2 separate regions of the Mus musculus genome follow, and region 1 is linked to region 2. Evidence: chromatin loops called from intact Hi-C (ENCODE). Cell type or tissue: heart. All regions are shown on one strand. Links, peaks and the distances in the headings refer to the core of each region. The heading gives the core; the rest is flanking DNA.

What was found. A loop is a pair of places that touch in the nucleus more often than their neighbours do. Peaks named below come from ENCODE experiments on the same cell type or tissue, not always from the same donor. Only the 100,000 strongest peaks of a DNase experiment are listed, where the experiment ranks them.
Region 1: a loop joins it to region 2, with 1.9 times the contacts of the local background. A loop is called at or near these places in 3 of 42 quality-filtered maps.

The regions. Positions count from the first base shown.
Region 1 is chr15:12,546,984-12,554,155 of GRCm38, reverse strand. The region is part of intron 3 of Pdzd2 (PDZ domain containing 2); the gene reads left to right. Among named protein-coding and RNA genes, the nearest start is that of Gm52211, 59 kb to the right of the region's middle. In heart, for the core only: CTCF peaks have their summits at 3,037 and 3,984; DNase peaks (open chromatin) are centred at 3,595, 4,005, 4,645 and 5,275; H3K4me3 peaks cover 1,755 bases; H3K27ac peaks cover 1,184 bases.
Region 2 is chr15:12,435,959-12,443,130 of GRCm38, reverse strand. It overlaps Pdzd2 (PDZ domain containing 2), which reads left to right. Exons shown (of 26, transcript NM_001081064.2): 6 at 519-651; 7 at 5,872-6,027. Among named protein-coding and RNA genes, the nearest start is that of Gm52211, 52 kb to the left of the region's middle. In heart, for the core only: no CTCF peak of the experiment used is centred there; a DNase peak (open chromatin) is centred at 3,660.

The DNA.
Region 1 (7,172 bases), core at 2,991-5,490, 110 kb before region 2:
ATTTCTGTTAAGTTTGCACGAGGCGCTCATTCCACACAGACTAAACAACTCCAGGTCCTTTAACCTTGATTTCCTTGGTTCTATTTTTCTCTCTCCTTAATCATTTCGGTTCTCTTTTGGAATGTTTCCAGTGTCTCTACATCTTCTTTTAAATAAAGGACCTCATACTGAACGTATTCCCTTGTAAGAATGTGTCTGCTGTCAAATTTGTTATCGTGACACAGGGAGCCAGCCGTAGTACACTTTGTTGTAAGGAGGCTCTTCACCATTGTGACCATTCTAATCCTGTGTTGCCTGGTTCCTGTCAATCTCCCAGGCAAATTCTTAGTCAGTGCATGACCCGCTTTGATCTCGTGACTTACATTTCTCTTGAACCAAGACACTAAGCGCATTTGTGCCTGTCCCTGCTTATTATCGCCCCTGAGGATACAATTTGGTCATCAGCCATCATGCTGAACCCCAAACTGTCTGTAATGAGCCATGTCCTTAACGTGTTGAAGCTACTTTGGATTTCCTTAACATCAGTGATTCCCTCTTGGATTCTGGTTATTCGTAGTCTCTGGGTGTATACACACACACACACACACACACACACACACACACACACACAGATTTCAAGTATTATTGAAACCAGATCCAGGATAAAATCATGGTGCACACTTGAAGCCCTCCTTTGTTTACTGAGCCGTTGATCTCTTTTCCAGTCAGAAGTGAAGCCTAGGGAGGGACAGCCATCATGGTCCCTATCTTTCTGTCAGGCTGATGAGAATGTCATATGTTTTCCAAAGCTCTCCTGACACTAAGACATTATGCAGATGTGGACCAATTGCTAATCCTCTAGCTCGTACACATCCTGCACTGATCTTCAGTGGGGAAGAGGGCTATTTCTTTGCATTATCCTTGAAACTGTAGATTACTATAAACAGCAGGGATTTACCCAGTATAAATTCTGTACCAGATTGGAAAGCGTGGAGAAAGCTAGATGCTAAAGCATGAAGCTCAACAAGAAAGACAATCAAAAAGGAAAAGGCGCTATTGGAATTATTATTAGAAAATCATAATTCAAGTTGAGCTTAGCTCCTGTGGAACTCGTAGGATACTGAAATGTCTTGTGAAAAGATGCTGGTGTACCCACAAAATGTCCACCTGGGTGGGAAAGGTGGAAAGAGGAAGGGAGGGAATGCAAATGTCCATGATACCCCAACTTTCCTAACCTGTGGGTCATGACCTCATCATAACACAATGCAGGGAAGTGGAAAACTTGGAAATAATAAAGGTTTCTTAATACTTAGTGTCCAAAATGAATTCAAAATCAAAGAATTTGAGGAGGTTGCCTGGGTTGCATCTTGCAACTTCAGTGTATCTTTGGTGTTCTCCAATGCTATCCCTTGTCACCCCCACTGTGTGTGTATATATATGAATGTGTGTGTATGTGTGTACGTGTATGTATGTGTATGTATGAGTGTGTATGCATGAATGTATGTATATGTGTGAGTGTATGTGAATATGTATATGTGTGTGGATGTGTGTGTGAATATGTACATGTGTGTGAATGTGTGTGTGTGTGTGTAAATATGTGTGTATGTGTATGTATGTGTGTGTATGAGTGTGTATGCATGAATGTATGTATATGTGTGAGTGTATGTGTGTGGATGTGTGCATGTGTGAATGTATGGGTGTGTGTGTAAATACGTGTGTATGTGTGTGAGTGTGTATGTGTGTGTTCATGCATGTGGATGTCAGAAGGCAACCCCAGGTGTCGATCCTTTGGAGCTGTCCAGCTTGGCTTTTTGAGGAGTCTTTTCCTGGGACCTGTGCTTGCCAATTAGGCTAGACTGGCTGGCCAGCAAACCCAGGAATCCTCCTGTCTCAGTCTGCAGTCCCATCATCCTACCATGTCTGCGGTCTGTTTTTTGTTTTGTTTTTTTACATAGGTGCTGGAGGTCAACTCAGGGCCCCTTTCTTGGACTGAAGGCACATTACACTCACCTGTATTCCCAGCACACTTCATACGACATGGTAACACAAGCACTCTACACTGTGTGTGTGTGTGACACACGAGACAATGACGACTCTGCTGACACACCTCCATCCAGGCTGTTTATGATAAGAACTGCAGTGTTTTGACTCTACAAAGCTTCCTGCTTGTCTATAACCGTAATGGTTCAATTATAGAAAACAGAGCAAATTTTCCTACAATCATTTCTTAGACTATAAGTATCAAATTAATAGTATGTTTTTGGATTAGGTTCTATTAAAATGTTTGATTTTTAAAACGTATCATTTAAGCTGCAAAATTGAGTTTCATGAAAATAAAATTAAATGAATAATGGTTTGGAATTAGGACAGAACTTACAGTAACTTCTGAAATACCCTAAACATACTTCTGCCATCTTAATACTACATTTTTTGCTTTGCTTTTTTTTTTTTTTTTTTGAGACAGGGGTCTCACTACATAGCCTTGGCTGACTGTAGATCAGGCTGGCCACAAACACATAGACCTCTGCCTGCCTCTGCTTCCACACGCTGGGATTAAAGATGTGCTCTCTCCATCTCACCTGGCCCGCTCTTTCTGTGAAACAGTTGCCTCGGCACTGACTATAACGTATCAAACAACTCTGGAAAAAGCTTAGGGTACCCAGTGTCCTGCAAGATTTGATTCTTTCTGTAAAAAGTAAACAAGCTAACCCATCTCATTAGCATACAGATTTGCTTTCACCTTTAATAAAGGCAAAATTATCTGTCCACCAAAGAATTGTTTTCATGAATTCCTTTATGCTGTATTATCAGTAAATGTTTGATTTGTATATCTAAATTATACACCTACATATCCAAGACTGTGGATACACACATATACATATACTTTCTCCAGCTAAAAGGAGTTGCAAGTGGAAAAAAAAAGTTTACAAAGTTTGATTGTCTGGAAGCCAGAGGCTTTTCTGTTAAGGGTGGAAATGCAGGACCCTTTTCTGAAGTCATGAAGTCTTTTGAGGAATTGGCTCACAAAGCTCCTGACACACAGCCTTCCAGGGACCTCCACCAGGTGGTGTTGGCTACAGGGACTCACATTTTGAGATAAACTATCAAAGAAGGAAGGCCACAGTCTGGCTTTCCTACCTGTTTCTGTTTTGCTCTTAACGCAGGTCTTAATGAAGCAGCTGGGGGGGGGGGTCCTAATCCGAGGACTGGTAATTGGTAATTTTGGTAATTACTTACCGTGTGCTCCTGGGCAGATTCTGTGAGTGGGCAGACTTCCAGCCCTGACTTGACATGGGCTGGCCTCTCCTATTCTCTAATTACCCATCCCAGTAGCAGTATTGGTACGGGGATTGCGGCCTTCCTCCATTATAATTAATCGCATCAAATTCCCAAAGATTTGTCCTTTGCGAAGCTCATTTTCTTTCGTGGGCTGCGGGATGTTCAGGAAGAGCTCGATAGCTTGAAGATAGAGGGTGAAGCGGAACTGTACAAGGTTTTGATACAAGTCCAAGGAGCTGGGAGGGTGTGTGCCTGTCGGTGCAAGTCCCAGGAGGGAGGCATAGGGCTGCAGTGAGCTGGTTTGTGCTGGCATTCCTGCATTTAACCCCGGGAGCTCACTCTATCCCTAGCTCTACTCCTACCTGGAGCACCAAGTTGGAGCCCTTCAGAGCCAGGTGAAACGTGTTTTGTTTGAGCAGAAGGTTCCTTAATGGTTTGAGGTTTGGCACAGCAAGAGCTTTTACGTTTCAACAAGTGTTAGGAATGGAAACATAGAACTAAAATACAATTGAAGTTTTGAAAAGCCATGGAATGATGGGGCGGGGCGGAGTGGAGGTCCCCTCAGCCTTCTCCTACTTTTAAAGAAAAGCAAACATTGTTTTCCTAAGCCTTCTTGCATTCTCATTAATTTAAGACAGGAAGCCTTCGGTGGGTGTGACATAAACAAGTTGGCCCTCGTGGGTCGGGCTTCCTCATCAGTTTGCAGCTGGAGAAATGGCTGAGCTGCCCAAGCCCATTCCGGCCTCTCGGGGGATGACTTGTTGACTGAGCCCTGCAGAAGGTGGGAGGGGCAGGCGAGCGGAGAAGGTATAAAGGAAATGCTTTAGCCGTGCAGTCACTGGCGATTGTAATTCAGGGGTGGTGAGTTTGGTTATTCCAACAGAAGGAATCTGATTTGGAGTTTCTGGAAAGTTCCCGGACATCCCGCCGGGTAGGATAGTTGTGATTTTAGTTGGGAGGGTGTGGTGGTTCATGCGCCCCCCACAAGAAGCCAGGCTTCTGCTGATGGTGAAGAGGAGCAGTCATGAAATGAATGATGTCAGGAGATGCAGCTTCTTAGCTTGTAGGAGAACTCCAGCCAGAGTGGGGGTATCTGGATGGTAAGGAGTGGGGGAGCGGTTAACCCCCTTTCACCGCAGGAAGCTCCCGCGCTCTAGATGTAAACAAAAGTGTCTGAAAGAGAAGCCCCAAACTCCGTGCAACCCTCCGGGCGCGGTTTCCTTTTCCCTGCAGAGGACGGGGTGAAGGGGAAAGGACTCTGGAATGCCGTGGAGTTTTGACAAGTGAGAGTCGGGCTAGGATTGCATTACAGCCTTTTCATAACCCCCTCCACCCGCCGAGCAGGGAGGGCTCCTCCCGCACATCCGTAGCCCGCGGAGAGGAGCATTGGAGAAGTCCTGCAGGAGCAGAGGCTTGGGACTGCAGGACAGCCCGGGGGACCTGGGGAGGGCAGTGTCCCCCGCAAAGCCTGCCTCGCCCCGCCTCGCCTCGCCCTGCCCTGTGCCGGGGGCTGCTAGCAGGTGCTCGGGCTAATGACAGGTCTCACTCAGCTCAGCTTCAACGGATTACCCGGAGGCCAGCTGCTCCTGTCCCCAAGGCTCCCGGAGGAGCTGAGGGAAGAGATCTGAGAGAAAGCTTCTAGAGGTGACTTCGAAACTGGAGGTAAGAATCTAACGGGGAAAAAAAAGAAAAAGAAAAAGCCCAGGCCTTTCGACCTGAGGTGCATACGGAGGCTGGATCTACCAATGTGAGAATTTAACCACAGCCTCCCAGAAATGAGCGGCTACCTGACAGCTTGTGACTTTCTATTTGGGGGTTTGCATGCCTGGGAAGTCAAAAAAAAAAAAAAAAGTGGTTTGTATTCACTGGGAGGAGCGATTTGGAACTGGTTTGTCAATAACTGGATGTAAAGAGGCAACCTGTGAGTGTCTCTGTGTGTCTATGTGTGTGTATTGCGGTGGAAGCAGTCCTTCGGTCCTTGGACCTTTCTCCTGGCTTTTGGTTAGCTTCTGGTTAGCTTTGTTAGCCAAAGGTTTCCTCTCCCAAAGGGAGAGTTTCGATGTTTCCACATACAAGGCTGTCATCTCCTCTGGGGATAGGTCTTTGCCCCAAATTACTAAACAGTGTGCTTGAACAACAACCCTATTCACTGATTATGCAAACTTTTTTGACTAGATTACCCAGAAGTTAAAAAAATAATAATAATGAAGAATGCTTAAAAAGAGGATAGTTTTGGTTTTTGTTTTTTTTTTTTTTTTTTTTTTTTTTTTAGTTTTTGGGATTTTTTGTTTTTTGTTTTTCTATTTTTTGGATGTTTGTCCCTCCTTCCTTCCTTCCTTCCTTCCTTTCTTTTTCTTTTTTCCTTCTTTCTTTCTTCCTTTTTGAATCAGGGACTCCCTCAGTATGTAGCCCAGGCTGCCCTTGGACTTGTGAACCTCCTACCTAAGTCTCCAGTTCTGGGTTATAGTTGTGAACTGTCTCTGGTCCTAGTTCAGTGGGTAGCTTAGAAGTAGAAAGAGTGAAGTGACTTCAAGTGACAAGAATAGAAAATGGAGAGAAGTGTTTCTTTTTTTTAAGGTTTATTTACATATTTTATGTATATGAGTGCTCTGTCTTCATGCACACCAGAAGAGAGCATCAGATTCCGCCACAGATGGTTGTGAGCCACCATGTGGGTGCTGGGAATTGAACTCAGGACCTCTGCAAAAGTAGCCAGGGCTCTTAACCATTGAGCCATCTCTCCAGCCCCAGAGAGAAAAGTTCCTGAGAATATAAACATCTTTTTTCTTTCTATAAACTAGGTCTAGCTGAATATGACAGGGAGCATAATCTATATAAAATACAGTGCTATAACTGTTTTTGCATAAACTCACGTTATAGGTGAATTTCAAAGTAACTTGGGATGCAAAATTCTCAGCTCTCCAGTAATACCTCCACTCTCTCTAGGAAGTACTGTGGGACCCCCCCCAGGTGACGTTCAGAGTTTTGTAGAAGGAGGCTCCCTTGGGTTCTATAGGAAAGAGTTAGCCAGGCAGTGGGGGGTACACACCTTTGATCCCAGTACTTGAGAGGCAGGTGGATCTCAGAGTTAGGGGCCAACCTGATCTACAGAGCAAGTTCCAGGACTACTCGGGCTACACAGAGAAACCTTGTCTTACTGCCCCTTCCTTCTCCCCCACACATACATTCCCCCTCCCCCCACCAAAAAAAAAAAAAAAAAAAAAAAAAGAGTTCCTAGACGGACCATAGCCAGAACCTGAAATAGGATACCAAAGAGTTGTTGAAGGGAGGTGGGGGTTCCCTGTTCCTCCTGTCTCCTGGGACGTGCTTTTCAGCCCTGCCTTTGCTGAGCTGTTATTTCTCCAGGGCCGTGGCCTGGCTCGTGGCCTGCCGCCTTCTTCAGTGGGTGCTCGGGGTGTTGGTTGGACTCTTCTGATTCTTGGGAAGCTTCGATTCTTATCCTGACATCCTATTGGAAGCCTGAGGTATCCTTCTTTATGGAAGCGCAGTCACAAATAATTTTAAGTCACCTATTGATTGGGACTGGGGGTCACCTTGGCTGGCCTCAAACTTGCTGTATAGGACCAGACTGGCTTCAGCCAAGTGCTGGTATTAAAGGCATACACCCACCATGCTCAGCCCAAGAGTCACTTATCTTTGTAAGACCTCTAACAAGAGACAGCAGTCATTCCCTTACCCCTCAGCAGCCCCAAGGGCAGCCATTTGAACATTGCCTATTCATTTTTCAATGGTTAAGTGCATCCTGCCCGGTGGATGGTGCTTACTGAGCCTACCCGTTCTGATTGCACTCAGGGTTTGCTATCGTCCAGCCAAGCTGGGTGCATCAAGCAGCAAGAGCCGCTTGCCAGCAGTTGTGATGAGGTAAAGAGGGGCAGGGATGTCTCAAGTTCAGG
Region 2 (7,172 bases), core at 2,414-4,913:
AACACTTACCACATAGCCCCAGTTTCCCAGAAAGAATCCTGCTTCTGTCTGATGGGGCGGGGAGGGAGACACAATAGACCAGTGAAGGGCCGCAGGTGGGTTTGACGTGTCTTGGCACTGTCTGTGTTCAGCTTAGCAATAGCCCCGAGCTGATGACAGGGAGGATTAGGGAAAGATCGACTGACTTGAGTCTCCTAAAACCTGAGGGTCTTAGTTGCTCTATCACAATAGTCATCCAGATGAAGTGTCATTGACGTTCGTTGTCAGAGACGCTTAGCTTAAGAGTGAGTGTATTGGTAAGTGACTGTCAAGAGTCCCAGAGACTGTCAAAGAGTCCATGAGTCTGGATACTAGCGTTAACGCAATCCCACCCAAAACCATCTTTGGTTGTCTTTCCTTCCTCTTCCACCTTATCTAACTGTCCTGTCTCATGACTCTGCCTAGCTCCTAGAAGACGGCACTTCTCTAACCCAGAATGTCTTGACCAGGGGTCTTTTTTCCCATCTCCGTTTCTTCAGGGATGGCAGGCTGTCCTTAGGAGATGAACTGCTGGTGATCAATGGTCACTTACTGGTCGGGCTCTCCCATGAGGAAGCTGTGGCTATTCTGCGCTCAGCCACTGGGATGGTACAGCTGGTGGTGGCCAGCAAGGTAGGTAGTTTCTGTCATTCTTGGTATTTATCATGGTAGTATGAGTCCGGACGGGAGCCCTTCCCATGCCAGCAGGTATGTGCATGCTTACGGCTTATCTTGGGCGGTAGCTGTGATTCCACAGATGTGCACATGTGACTGAAATGTGCTTGATTAAGTCATTAAAGATGCTTGTTAGAAAAGTTATAACAGAATGAAGGAGAAGGTAAAGAATAGGAGATGCAGAAACATGATAGGAGGAAAAAGAAGGCTGCATGGAATTTTTTTTTTTTTTGGTCACTATGATGAAATGCCTGAGATAGGTGACTTAAAGAAGAAGAAAGGTTATTAGGGCTCATGGCTTCAGTGTATGACCCCCTGGATCCCTTACTGGGCCTATGACCATACAGAAACGTTGTGGCAAAAGAGTATAGTGGACAAAGGAAAGTTGTGTGCCCTGTGCAGTCAAGAAATAAAGACACTGAGACATGAAGAGGCCCTTCAAAGACACATATCCCAGGGGCCCTCTTAGCCCAACTAGGCCCCATCTTTCAGTTTCTACCACTTCCCAGTACTCCAATTGTGGATCCATTAATGGATCCATCCATCTGTTACATAAGAACACTCAGGACCAACCACTTACCTAAGTCTCACCTCCAAGTATTGTACGAAGGACCAGGCCTTCAGCATAGCTGGGGGTGAGGGGGCGTGGACACTTCACATCCAAACCACCACAGTAAGGAATGCATCTTCTGAGGCCAGAATGAGAAAAGTCTCAGGGCTGTCTGTGGAGAGTCCTGGTCCCTAGTCTAATCACCCCTACGTTGTTAGAGCTGGAAGAAGCTCTATGCCTCCTTTGTCCAACCACCTCCACCTTCCCTTCCTCCCCAACTCGGCAGATATGACAGTGGGCAGAGCATCCATAGTGGCTGCCATCTTGCAGAGGTCATGGTGCTGTCAACAGTGCCAGATAGCAAATGCTTGGCACACCACCCTCTGTCCCATTCTGCTGCCATATCTCCCTCCTGGTCTTCACTGTTATCACCGGATCCTGAAACCCAAGTCTGGGTTTCTTTCACCTGTGTGTGTTGATGTAATGACTCTGTCATGGGCTCTTATGATCTGCATTCAAAAGTTCCTAGAGAAAGGCTGCCGATGCCACGGCTCTGAGGAGGCCAGGAGACAATGACTGCTCTCCTTCTGCTAGGTCTTCTGGTTATGCTGTTGAGACCATTAAAGAGGTCCTGTGACTTAGGAGTGAGTAAGGTAGAACCACATGGCTCTTTCTGCCGCTGAGTGGCTGACTGGGAGAATCTGTGTGAGGCCACACACAGCTCAGCTCTGCATAGAGTCTGCTGCCATTGTTTCTAATTCCCTTTCCATCTTCCTGCTTTTTATTTTGAACCTTGGCATCTGTAGGTTTTCCTGTATTTTTTTCTTTTTTAGATTATAAGATCTAGCACCAGTTTGGGGAATGCAGTTGGTTCTCCATATCCATGAGTCTCCATCCATAGGCTCAACCAACCCCAGATGGAAAGTATTTAAAGTAACAATTGTATTTTTACTTAACACAGACCCTAACCCCCTCCCTTTGTTGCTCCTTAAATAATCCAGCAGCTATTTATAGATCATTCACATTGTATGACAACCTGGGAACTATTTAAGGGATAGATATGTTTTATACAAATATTATATCGTGTTGTAGGAAGAAGGATTTAAGCATCTTAAGCTCTGGTGTCTCACAGGTAACAAAAGACAATTATATATAATACCAGATTAGGATTCCTTTTCAAGCTATCTGAAAAATCTGCCTCAGGCCGGGCATGGTGGCACAAGCCTTTGATCCCAGCACTTGGGAGGCAGAGGCAGGCGGATTTCTGAGTTCGAGGCCAGCCTGGACTATAAAGAGAAACCCTGTCTTGAAAAACAAAACAAAACAAAACAAAAAAAGTCTGTTTCTCTTCCTACCTCTTACCCCAAACCTTTGAGGAGAACATTAGGGTTGCCAAGGTACGCCTTGGGTGAAAGTTGTAAGCGCCTGAGGCAGATCTGAGCCCACTCTTCCTGTAGCCCTTTGCTCCCTACAGAGGTTTTGTGGGCCCTGGGAACTTCTCCTGAATCTTCTATACCCAAAGGGCTATCTGCATCTCTCCACAGGGACAAAGAAGGATAGAGGTCCTGGGAGCTTCTCTGTCCCCCTGCTAATCATTCCTTTCAGGGACGGGGGGACATGCTTCAAGGGAAGAAAGACCACCTCTTCACTTTGCCTAGCAGATCAGCAGTTTGGCAGCATCCCTGGGTCTTGCACATAGTCCTGTGTTGGCAGCCTACTTCATTTGCACAGCTACCTCCATCCAGGGAGCAGCTCAAAGTGTCAGTTTCTGCCCAGGATTATGGCATGTGCCATCACAGCCTCAGGTCTAAACAGCTCACTTTAACCTGCTAAACTCGGAGGAGGAATAGGGGGATGCCTTCTCCATGCTAAATGTGTGGAGACGTGGGCCACTACTGGCTGCTCAGAAGAATCTGTGCAAGGCCACACACATCTTAGCTCTGCAGAGCTATGCTGTTGCCCTATGAGGTACACTCACAGGACCTCAAAGATGGTTCCGAGTAATGCCAGGCTCTCCACCTACCTGGCCCCTTAAAAGATAAGAGGTAGAGTATATAACAGTTGCCAGATACTAGAATCATCTCAGTAGATGCTAAACCAATCCCTTGAGGCAGATGTGTGTTCTTATTCAAAGACTTCCATTTAAATCCCAGCGATTATTTAACTTCCTTGGGGGCAGTAGACAAAAGCAGGTTTTCTGCCAAGTCCAATAGATTGCGAAATGTCTGCTGCTGCCATTCTCCCAGCCGCCCTAGAGGTAAAGAACATGTAAAGTGTAACAGAGCAGGGTGTCAGAAAAAGATAGTGTGCTCCTCCCAGAGGCCCTGGGTTCTTATAGGGCTGAGCAACATCCGGGAACCAGTTCTCACACCACAGGATCCTGGGCACCCACCCCAGATCTCAGAGGATAACTAACACCTTTCAGTTCCTGCTGTGTGTCCTGTTTACACTCAGGCAGCCAGCGATCCAGCCTGCTGCTGGTTCCTAACCTTGTCCCCAACTGTCTGAGTGCTCGTCCATGCAAGAGGAAGAGGAGCATTCATCAGCAGGTTTCTCCTGGCATCCAGCCATTCTTCCTCTTTATCTAACCAGAGTAGGAAAGCCATAGGCTTGGTTTTGCCTTTATCCCTGGGGTTTGAAGGATGGGAGGGTTTCCAGCGTCCAACTATAAAGAATAATAAAAATGTAAAAATCTTACTATTCTAGATCTAGGACACTTGTCACAAAACTTTAAGGCATTGTCCGGAAGTGTAGTCACCTCATGGAGAGGATGCCGGATGCTTCCACAGAAACAGGCAGTTAGCCTGTATCCTAGTAGGAGCTTGGGTGTCTGTGTTGTGAAAGCCGACCTGCCGGTGTGCTGGATAGTTTTTTGTCAACCTGATGCAAGTCAGGGTTCTCTTGGGAAGGGGAGCTTCCGGCAAGTCTGTGGGGACATTTCCTGATTGATTAGGAGGTGCCCAACACACTGGTAATATCACCCCTGAGCAGGTGGACTGCGGTTCTATAAAAACAAGTTGAGCAAGCAGGCCACGGAGAGTACAGCCAGGAAGCAGCCTTCCTCTATAGCCACTGCTTCAGTTCCTACTTCCAGGTCCCCCTGCCTTGGTTTCCATCCTGATAGACTGTGATAAGGATGTGTGAGCGGAATAAACATTTCCTTCCTCAGCTTGTTTAGTCCTTGTCTGTTTGGTTGTTTTGCCTTGCTTTTAGAAACAGGTTCTCTCTAGATAGCCCTGGCTGACCTGGAACTTACTGTGCAGACCAGGCTAGCCTCATCCGTGCAGAGATCCTCCTGAGTGCTGGGATAGAAGGCACATAGCACTGCAGCAAGCTTTTAGTCCTTTTTTTAAATCACAGCAAGAAAAAAAGGCATGCTAGAACAGCCAGGGTGATTTCGATGCTCCTTTACTCTGTGTATGTTGTGTGTGTGTGTGTGTGTGTGTGTGTGTGTGCGCGCGCACGCCCGCACCCATGTTTTCGTTTTCTTTGAGTCAAACACAAATTGACAGAGGACGTCTTGGAGGCCATCCCACATGGACTTAAACACCAGCTCCACCCTGAGAAAAGCTGTGTGTTCTGGGCAAGCCATTACATGTTTAAATCCCTGTTCCCTTTCTGCACAGCGAGACTCGAGACTTGGGAAGTGCCTCTGAGGATGTCACAAAGCTTAAAGGAGGCAGTTAAGCCCCTGAGCAGTGTGGCTGGCTAGAGGGAGCAGTGGGGAGACTACTTCTCTCTTTGTCATGCATGAGCACGTGTGTCATCATTCCACATGGGAGGATAGCATGCTGTCACACGTGCTTCTGATCTGCCTGCTCTCCGAGTAGCAGGCTGGGAGACCCTTTCCCACCAGAAGTTCATCTCAGTGCCATAGAATATTCTATCTCATGGCTACTTTGTAATTTACTCACTGGTTACAACCTTCATTTTATTTTTAAAAAAATTCTTTCTTACAGATGGTCCAACAGAGTAGACAACACCGAAGAGAAATGGACTCATGTGTGGCCTAATAACTTATTTCCTTAGACAGACAAACAGTGCAATATATTCACAATTACTGTTACAGACGGTTGTCCTAGGCCTGGAGTGTAGCTCAACTGATATACTGCTTGCCTAGAGTGAATGTTTTTCACATACCTTGGGGTTAAAAATGGCATCAAGCAGGTAACAAACGAGCACTGCTGACTTTGGATGCCAGATCACTAAAAGTTTGTAAGGTCTGTTACAACCTGTGAGTTGGTTTTGGCTTCTGTGTTCTGCGGACAGTCAAGCAGTTGGATGGTTCAAGCCTCGTGGAACGTTCTACTCCCTACGGAAGTGGCTAGGCTGAGGAGATAAAGGGAACACATCACAGTCTTTCCTTAGCTCAACTCTTCAGCCCAGATCCCATCCCTGGCCTCCGTGTCTAGTGGCCTTTCTAGGAAGTGTGCCAGGCTCCTGGGTGCTCCTTGTGGCTTTACATTGTATTACCACACCTGACATTGACAGTGACCCCACACGTGTGGACCATAAACTTCACACACTCTCTGGGTCAGAGCTTGTGGCTGGCCTCAGCAGGTTGATTTCCATCAGCTGCTGCTGGTACCCGGGTGGGTAATTCCTGGGCCTCTCGTGTATCCTCTTAGGAGAGCTCAGCGGAGGACCTTCTGAAGTTAACATCGAAGAGCTTACCTGACCTGACTAGTTCAGTGGAGGACATATCCTCCTGGACTGACAACGAAGACCAGGAGGCAGCCAGGGATGATGAAGAGGGGACAGGCTCAGCTGCTGTCCGGGGCACGGTAAGTGAGCCTCTGGCTGCTTCCAGCGCTAGGATGATGCCTTTCTGAAGACGTGAGTGACAGAATCAGAGAAGAATGTGGCGCCTTCCTTTTTTATATCTTTCTCAGCACATTCTGGAAACTTCTGAAAGGGAGATGCGTTTCATTTAAGAAAGTTGAAACTGGAAACCACAGGCTGTGGGGTTGTGTGCATATATATCAGTCTCTAGAACGCTCTTTCGTGTGCACGAAGACACGCTTACTGCTTCTTAAGGATGCTTGAAAACAACTCAGGGTTTCAATTCAGACTTCCAGACTTCTGCTTGAATGTGGAAGAAACCACGCAGGCAGATTAGTGGTAGAGTCCATCTTTGAATTTGAACCATACCAGGTCATCCGAGTAGCTTACAACGCTTCTCTGCACAAGGGGTCAATCTGCTGTGTCACACCGGCACACACAGGAAGGTGTCCTACTACAAGGAGAAAATACGGGCTCCTGATCTATTTCTATCTGCTCTTGCACCAACCTTCTTTCTCTGCCGTTCAGAAGCTAGTACTCCTCTCTCTGCGCCTTGAACTTAGGTAGCACGGTTAAGCTTTGGGAACTGACCTACCTCTGTCGAGCCCGGGGACTTGAGAAGCAAAGCAAACATCTGCATTCTTCATCAGTTACTGGGACATTGCTACCTTTGAGGGAAGAGGGGAAAGTTGCTTTTCCATCAGAGGACAGCTTTCTCAGGAGGCCCCACCCAAGCAAGTGGGTAAGCCTACCATGAAGGACCCGGGGGCAGGGGCGCGGGGTTGGTGGGCAGGTTAAACAACCCTGTGGCTGTACCCTTTCTCTACACGGAATGGTGGCTTTTGGTGGCTTTCCTTTGGCTTTCAGCAAGAGTGGAAACTGAACTAATAATTTCCCCAGCCTTCACATGCCCTCTGCCTGCCTCTCAGACCTCTCTTTGCACCAAGCTCACTACTGACTCTAAGCAACTGCTCCGCTTCCTAACCACAGCACAGCCCCGCATGGTGGCTTCCTGTTTTCCGGCCTCAGAACCTTTGCAGCCGCTCTTCTGTCTGTGGAAACCTCTGTCTGCAACTGGGGCTCATCTTCGAGACCTTGTAATCTGACTTCCTCAGAGGAACTACTACATTGTACTGACCGCTCCCAA